2 separate regions of the Homo sapiens genome follow, and region 2 is linked to region 1. The links are chromatin contacts, found by Hi-C or POLR2A ChIA-PET in ENCODE. All regions are on one chromosome and are shown on one strand. The core of a region is the stretch at or near the end of the contact, and the rest is flanking DNA. Distances in the headings are between cores, read along the strand shown. Region 1 holds the start of RHBDD1 (rhomboid domain containing 1). Region 2 holds the start of SP140 (SP140 nuclear body protein).

Region 1 (4,292 bases), core at 1,015-3,514:
GCCAATTTGGTGGCAGAGCTAACGAAATTATTTCCAGAATAATCCATTCAAAGTGACTTATGTTTATCTGAAAACTCTCTCAATATCCAGGAGCCATGGTATAGCCTTGGGAGCAGCGTGCTCTCATCAAAACGACATGTGTAGGCCACGGTTTGGCACTGACCTTCTCAACATTGCAGTGAATGTAGCCTTTAGAGCAGCTGCTTTAAATCCTGAATATTTCTTTCTCCCCCTACAATGGACCCCTGAAAGAGATAAAGTTGTAAGAAAATACTGCATCTAAAAAACACAGCAGGTTGAGGGCACTCCTGTGATCCTTCCTGAAAATGGAGGTATCTAGAGTAGACATGAGATCTTTGCTACCGTGGAGTTGTACGACATATGGGAAACAAAGATAAGGACAGAAACATATTCAGCCTTGGCTTTCGCTTGCAAGTCACTATGTTACAATAATTCTCAACTCTAAAACTAGTGCTTACCTCTGGTCTTTACCAAATTCTGGGTCAAAGAAGGTATAACTAAACTGAAGACGAGGCAGGTGGATTACCTGAGGTCAGGAGTTCGGGACCAGCTTGGCAAACGTGGTGAAACCGTCTCTACTAAAAATACAAAAATTAGCTGGGCGTGGTGGCAGACGCCTGTAATCCCAGCTACCTGGGAAGCTGAGGCAGGAGAATCGTTTGAACCCTGGAGGCAGCGGTTACAGTGATCCAAGATTGCACCATTGCACTCCAGCCTGGGTGGCAGAAAGAGACTGTCTCCAAACAAAGCTGAAGAGATCAGAAGGCCAAAGAATTAAAAACTACTCTTCAACATAAATACTAATGCTATTCTTAAAAATCCTACAACCACAATAGCATTAGTATGCACTGCTTTAACTTTTAACTGAATATCCTGCATCCAACAACCTTGACTACACAGAATTGAGAATCCCGAGGTAAACAAAATACCCTCTAAGCAGCAGTCCCAATATCCATGCGCTACAGCTCATATCTACCCCGCTGAAGAATCCTTCCAGCACAAACTATGTACTTATTTTATGCAGTTCTAATAAGTTACTTAATAACATCTTTGAGGGTTTTCTATGTGTTTTGTGTTAAACATTTTTCTTGCATCTTCATATTCCAGCCCTGTGAGGTAACATGTCCAAGTTTTTCCATCTAGGAATTACTTCAATTCAAATTCCATTATATGTGATTCCACAATGGGTGTTATCACTACGCCATTAATTCTCAAACTTTAGCGTCCAGGTGCATTGGTATCAACTGGAAGGCTTGTTAAAATATATTTCTGATTCAGTAAGTTTGGGATAAGACCCCAAAATGTGCATTTCCAAGAAGTTCCCAAGTGATGCTGATCCTAGCGTCCTGGGATTATTTAGAAACCAATGCACTTCTATTCTTCTTTGAAAGAATACTTGCTTTCCACAGCGACGGCAGGCCTGCAGCAAACCAGAAGCCTTTAAAGTTTATTAGAACTACCTCAAAAAGACACACAACTGTGAGAAATTAGATAAAGCCTTCTAATAAGCAATTTCAAAGAGAAAAAAGAAAAGCCTGGGAGTCACTGAGTGTACTGCAGAGACCCAAACACCTCGATAATTGAATCATAACTAGGCAGGCACTCATTCATTTTGACAGTAACGCTGAGTCTTCAAAAGAGTTTATGCTCAGTTTAGAAAAACAAATAAGGCTGTGATCCGTTTCTTGTAAACGTTTATCCAAAGGTTTTTAGGGGTTGGACAGAAAGGGTTTACTTTGGCGGATTTTTTGTCCTCTAATAAAAGTTATTACTGCGGTGAGGCTTAGACTTGTTCTGAGAAACTGAAAGCTGTCCCGAGAGCACCTGAAACTGCATGCTCTGTTGCTGATGCAACGTCACTTCAAACTTCCTGCTTTCAAAAGGAACCCTTTAAACTCGCTCAGCGCCAACCCCTTCCTCCGAGTGTGGGCACGTCGTTCCCGTGCGGTCCGGCGGAGATGCGGCAACTTCGACAAGACCCCAGGTGGAGTTACCCCAGGAAACGCCCTCCCCGCTCTCGGACTTGCCCCGGACGGGGAGGCTGTGCCTCCAGCCCCGCCATGCCTCCCTCGCCCTAGCCCCCCGGGAGGCGCCGACCTCCGCCCAGCAGCCCCAGCCCGGCCGCCAGCTCCCGCAGCCCGGGGAAACGGCGAGAGATGCCGCTCACAACCAACGACAGCAGCCGGACCAAACAGACGCGGAAACTCACGCTCTCTACGACCCGCCTGCGTCCCCACGTCTTCGCGCGCACGTGCGTCATCACGCACGTTCCCGATCCGGGGCGCCCCGGGTTCCTGGGGCCGGGTGCGGGAGGGGAGGGCCTTAAAGCGGACGGCTCGGCCGCGGCGCATGCTTAGTTGTGCGCGCCCGCGCTCTGCTGTCTGCAGACCGCGTGCGCCGGCAGTGGCTCTAAGGGGGCCGCGAGGGCACAGCGGGGCAGGACCGCGGCAGAGCGCAGTAAGGAGAGTGTGGACCCTCGCCCTGTCCTCTAAGCTCCATGTGAAATGTGGATAATATTCCTTACTGCCATAAATAGCCACTGGCCGCTGACTACGCGTAAGGCAAACAAGCGACCTGCGTTCAAGGGACCCGAAGACTAGGGGAGAAGCAGCGAGCGGGTCGCGGCCGCCTACCCAACGGACGCCTCTGCCCAGGTTCTCTGCCGGGAAGCTTCGTCCTTCCGGGCCCCAGCGCAGCCGGAGGCTGGGGAGCTGCTGCCTGGAAGGGTCAGATACCGCCTGTTAGGCGGAGGGTGGGAAAGACACTCTCCTGCTTCAGGAGCTATCGCAGACAACCGGAGGGCGGCTTATCGCAGAGTCCCAGAGCCAGCCAGCAAGGCAAGGTCGCGGGTGCACCTTTCACTCCCAGAAGCTTGGGTCTGGGACTGCACCACGCAACGTTTGCCCATTTTGAGGGCTTTAGGTGTTTCATATTTCAGTTAATAGAATTTCGATTAATACATAATTTGATACCATTTTAATTGTTTGCTACTCGGGAGCAAGTTTTATGTTTAGCTGTAGGAGTTAGGCTAAGTTAAATGTTGCAATGCTATATATATTTAATAGGATATGAAAAAACTATCTTACAGCCGGGCGCGGTAACTCACGCCTGTAATCCCCGCACTTTGGGAGGTCGAGGCAGGAGGATCGCTTGAGCTCAGGAGTTTGAGACCAGCCTGGACAACATAGTGAGACCTTGTCTCTATTTAAAAAACAACAACAGGCCTGGCGCGGTGGCCCACGCCTGTAATCCCAGCACTTTGGGAGGCTAAGGCGGGCGGATCACCGGAGGTCAGGAATTCAAAACCAGCCTGGCCAACATGGCGAAACCCTGTCTCTACTAAAAATACAAAAATTAGCCAGGCATGGTTGCGGGCGCCTGTAATCCCGGCTACTCGGGAGGCTGAGGCAGGGGAATCCTTGAACCCGGGAGGCAGAGGTTGCAGTGAGATCGCGTCCATGCACTCCAGCCTGGGCGACAGAGCATGACTCTATCTCAAAAAAAAAAAATCTTACTATTTGGTATGGAATTTTCTGATAGCTAGGGTAAAGATGCTCTTTTTCCAAGAAGGAATCCGAGTATCCGAATACAGGTGGTTTAGTGTTACTCTTTGTTTATTGGAAGTTGTAGCAGCTGTGTTTAGATAGTCTGCTAAAACAAAAACTGCCTAAACCAGAAGAGTTTATCTTTTGCCATTGTGTATTAAAACTCTTCATAGAAATATTTATTTTGGAGTTTGAAATTTAAGTGAAAATGTGGCTCATGCATAGGTGTGGGTGTACATATGACTTTCAAGTGACAAAGAAGATTCTTAGCAAATTGTACGTGTTCATTAAGACTCATAAGTTACCTCTTTCCTAGAAAAACAATATACTCCTCCAAAAGCTCAACTGACAATGAGAAACTGCATTTCTGGACATGAAAAGTCAAATGAATGCGGGGAAAAGTAAATTGCCTATAGAGGTATTTTCTGTATTTCCCTAGAGGGGGAAATGTGTAATTTCTCAAAAGGAAGAAGTCCTCATTTATCCTTCTGAACCACAATCATATGAATCCATTCAATTAATATTAATCTTATCTTCTATTCTCCATCACTCTCTACATCTTTCTATAATTGCATCATTTTCTTGTCCGTATAATACATCAAATGCAGAGGTGATTTTAAGGGAGCCACAAATCAAGAAGTCTCAATTCAATAATTTCGTTAAAATGTAAGAAATATATACGGATTAAGAATATTCTTAGGTAATTATGTTCTGTTTCAAATATCA
Region 2 (4,292 bases), core at 766-3,265, 3.4 Mb before region 1:
ATGGACAATGGAAAGGTAATAAAGGAAAACTATGGACTCTACACCTACAAATTTGGTCACAGATGAAATGAACAAATTCTTTAAGAGGCAAACTAACCAAAACTTGCACAAGAGATAGGTTGTCTGAATAGGCCTACATCTATTAAAGAAATTTGAATCGATAATTAATAGCCCTCCAGAAAGGAAAGTACTAGGCCCAGATGGTATCACTAGCTAATCCTACCAGATATTTAAGGAAGAAATGACATCATCCTCCCCAATTTCCTCCAAAAATAAGAGCAGAGGCAACACTTCCTAACTCATTCTTTGAGGTTAGCATTAGCCCATTGTCACCTCTCAGTGCCGTCTTCTTCCTGCTTGGTGACCATGGGCTGGCTGGACTTTGAGCTCCGCTGGCTCATCTTCCCTTCACTAGAGAGCAAGTGAAAGAGAGATGACAGGGATGCCTGTCTGGGAGTGGTGGCACTGGGCACTGAAAACCAGTCTGGTGCCACCACTACTGCTGATAATAGCAATAGCTTTTGCTTTCTTGGGGCTGTACCAGCGCCAGAAGTAGCCTTAGCACAGAGTCCCAATTAGACAAGTTTCCATACATTTTTACATTCCACACATTTTCATTTTTATCAAGAATGTACAGTCATCCCTTGGTATCCAGGGGGAATTGGTTCCAGGACCCTCCATGGATACCAAAATCCATGGATGCTCAAGTCCCTGATATAAAAGGTGTAGTATTTACATATAACCTATGCACATCCTCCTGTATATTTTAAATCATCTCTAGACTTATAATACCTAATACAATGTAAATGCTATACAAATAGTTATACTGTATTTTAAATTTTTATATTACTTTTTATTGTTGTTATTTATGTTTTTAATTTTTAGAAAATATTTTGCATTCATGGTTGGTTAGATCCATGGATACAGAATCCACAGATAAGAAGAAATGACCGTATTGATGTACTTGTCTTTTTTTTTTTTTTTTTTTGAGATGGAATTTCACTCTTGTTGCCCAGGCTAAAGTGTAATGGTGTGATCTTGGCTCGCCAAAACCTCTGCCTCCCTGGTTCAAGCGATTATCCTGCCTCAGCCTCCTGAGTAGCTGGAATTACAGGCATACACCATGACACCCAGCTAATTTTGTATTTTTAGTAAAGACAGGGTTTCTCCACGTTGGTCAGACTGGTCTCATTGTCTTACATTTTTTAAAGATGATTTCCAGGCTTCTCTGACCAGATATGTAAAAAATACCAGAACAGAAGAATAAAAAAAGCAGAAGCAGCACTCACTCTCTACCTGCTTGCCTTTTTTGTTGGGTCTCATCTGCTTTCACTTCCTCCTACCAAGTATTCAGAGATCCTGAAGTGATTCTAGGGCTAAGAGCCACATAGATGGGCTCAGAGCAGAACCGGTCCCCAACTACACAGCCTGGAAAGTGTGACAACAGACAGGCGTTTGGATTTTAATTCTTCTAAAAAGATCCTTTTTAGACAGAGTTGTCTTTTGGAGTGGGGATAAAGGAGGCCTGGGGGAGAAGAGAGGGTTCAGAGGTCACGGGGAATCATCCAATCCTACACAAAGCCTCAGAACAGGCATGATGTTCAAACAGCTCCAGTCCAGCCATTTGCAGATGTAAGAGAATAGGAAGATGATGTGAGTCACGGCATCCTTGAGTTTCTCCAACAGCCAATCCCTGCAATTTAAAAAATCTGATTGCCTCGTTATTTATTTGTAACTGAATTCTATTGTATACCTGTAGAGTGAAGCTGGGTAGACATTAAATAACAAGTATGAAAGGGAACCCTACCAGAGATGAAGGACAGACGGGAAAGGAGACGATGACCCACCTGAAGTTGAGATTGCTGTCTCCACTTGCCATCTGCCCCTGCTGGCCCTGCTGGGCCATGAGCTTGGCCTAGGATCACACCCGATTCGATTTTCACTGCCCCGTTCCTTCCTGCAGCTCTGAGGTGAAGCTGCCAACTGCCCCTCGGTGCTCAGTCAAAGAGGAAAAGAAAAGTGAAATTGCCTAACTAGCTGACGTGGGTGCACCAACTCTACAGTCCTCCCTCCACCCAATCTCCATGACGTCTCTCAGTCAAGGGAGGAGGAGCAGAGCCAGCCCCACGAGGCCACGGAAGACAGGGTCACTTGTTCCTGCCAAGGAAAGAGGGTGGAAAAGTCATTCAACTCAAGCAGATCAAAGTTGTTTTGAGGTAAGGTGGCATCATGAGGAGGAAGTAAACTCTGTATTTGTCCCCACCCCTTGCTGAGGTGGCTGAGAAGGACAAGTGAAGACCAGACATTTCAAATCTTCAGTCAGGCTCCAGGGCTGGCCATGCACCTTAGTGAGCCTGGGCTGGATGGCTTAGGCCCAGTGTTTGGACATGGGGCCAGGGAGAACTGAAATAGCATGCATTAGAAAGTGGGGGAGATGCTCTTAGCACTCCATGAAAGCAGACAGAGGTAAAAGACAACTCTCTCAACTCCTCCAGCCAAAGGCAAGTGCTGAGGTTGGGCAGAGAAATGAGGTGCAATTCTAAGTTTTCTCAAATATGTGGGCACTTTACAACAGCAGCCAGGGGTGACTGGGAAAAAAATGAGCTTCAACCATTTCACTGAAATCTTGAGGAGAGTGACAGCCTTCTCACTGGATGGGGAAAGGGTTTGGAGCTGAGATTATCTAGACCTTCAAGGACAATATGATACAGGAGGATAGCTGTATTACATTTATGTTTGCACACAATTTTTCATTTATACCCAGCCCTCATTCTGTAAAGGATTTGAAACAATTTACAAAAACACACTATATCAGCATAAAGTCGAGTGATAAACAAATGGAAGCAAAGGGCAAATATAAAAAATATAACCACAGGACTAGAAATCCAGGCAGAAAAATGGGTCAAAGACAGGGGGCTGATGAGAGCCAGGGTATGGGTAGAATCCAGGGCCAGTGACAGAACAGTAGTGAGGATTGAAAAGCCAGAGGCAAAGCAGTATTTTTCCAAAACATGTGCTCCTGAATCCTACTTTTTCTGGTTCATTACACATATGCAAGGAAATTTGCATACATAAGTTTGCAAAATACAGAGTGCAAGAAATTTCTACCCCTTCCACACTTCTGCTTTCTTTCTACCAAAGGAACAAACACCAATCTGGTTGAGACAAACTCTAGAACACTGATGAGGACACCTTTTCCAGTATCTCTCTCTCTCTCCTCTCTCTCTCTCTCTCTGTCCTCTCTCTCCTCTGTCTCCCTCTCTCTCCCTCTCTCTCCCTCCCTCTCCCTCCCTCTCCCTCTCTCTCCCTCCCTCTCCCTCCCTCTTTAAAACAAGAAGGAAAAGTATGCTGGGCTTCTGTTAGACACAGCTGTCCTCTCCTCCCAGTCTCCATGGGGCTCCAACAAGGCCTGGTACAGACTATACCGCCTGCTCCAGCATCCCCTCTCTCTCTTCTCTCTGCCCTTAGGCAGTAGGCAGACCCAGGACACCAATGAACTGGACATTTTTGAAAATGTGCCAGCTTCTTTTGCTTATAAGCACAAGGCCATTGGTGTTCCTCAGCTGACTGGTGGTAAGATTGGTACTTCAGGGGTACTGCTGCTACTACTAGAAAGCCCTACTTTGCAACACCATGCATTAGCCCAGGTAAGGATAGCCTGAAATTTCAGTTCTATTTCCCACTATCTTGTTTTTCCCTATGCTCACTACAGAACCTCTCCTGGGTAAGGGATTCCTGGGCCAGGCATATGTAGGACCATCAGACCATCTCTGGTTCCCAATGTCTTCCTTTACTGCCACGTGACCAGTGGAGTCAGAAGGCTCCGGCCTGCCTCCTGGCTCTGTTCCCCCATCCAGATTTAGGCCAAGTAGGTCATAATCCCCAAAGGTAAATCAATGCTTTCATTCTACCTGGAAGATTTCTCTTCATTTTGCTAAGCATGCTAGAATCTGACACCTGGAATTGGGGAAATGAATTGTATAGAGTCTTGATCACAATCCAGTGCTGTAATTTAATTTGCCAACTTACCCCTATTTGCCCACAACTCCAAAATTCCTGACTCTGAACGCTAATGGGGATGTTCACTGTTTTTATGTCCAATTATGTCAGATAACCAATCCCAGATTGATCATATTTCCTTGAATATCTCTTGCCTATAATTCAACCTCTGGTGCCCAACATTTTTATCAGTCAGGATTTGGGAGTAAAAGTAATCCAAACTGACTCTGGCTAACTCAGGCAAAAAGTCAATTTCTTAGAACTATATTGGGTAGCTCACAGAATGTATGGGA

Evidence for each region. Hi-C counts contacts between places; a loop is a spot of excess contacts on that map. ChIA-PET counts read pairs that join two places held with the same protein, here RNA polymerase II (POLR2A). Pooled maps may share reads with other maps.
Region 2: a map with no recorded cell type shows a loop between it and region 1 (10-fold over the local background). The contact joins the promoter of SP140 here to the promoter of RHBDD1 in region 1. A Hi-C loop is called at or near these places in 1 of 37 single-sample maps with no recorded cell type and 5 of 50 pooled maps. POLR2A ChIA-PET finds 5 or more read pairs at or near these places in 1 of 52 experiments (CD4-positive, alpha-beta T cell).

Annotation. Positions count from the first base shown.
Region 1 is chr2:226,834,026-226,838,317 of GRCh38, reverse strand. RHBDD1 (rhomboid domain containing 1) reads right to left here and starts at 2,264. Exons shown (of 9, transcript NM_001167608.3): 1 at 2,231-2,264; 2 at 164-245. RefSeq lists enhancers at 1,752-1,901, 2,742-2,811, 2,651-2,945 and a silencer at 1,952-2,481.
Region 2 is chr2:230,223,459-230,227,750 of GRCh38, reverse strand. It overlaps SP140 (SP140 nuclear body protein), which reads right to left and starts at 2,015. Exons shown (of 27, transcript NM_007237.5): 1 at 1,848-2,015. The coding sequence starts at 1,906. It also overlaps a transcript of SP110 not described here. RefSeq lists enhancers at 1,426-1,475, 1,496-1,575, 1,646-1,695, 1,926-2,135.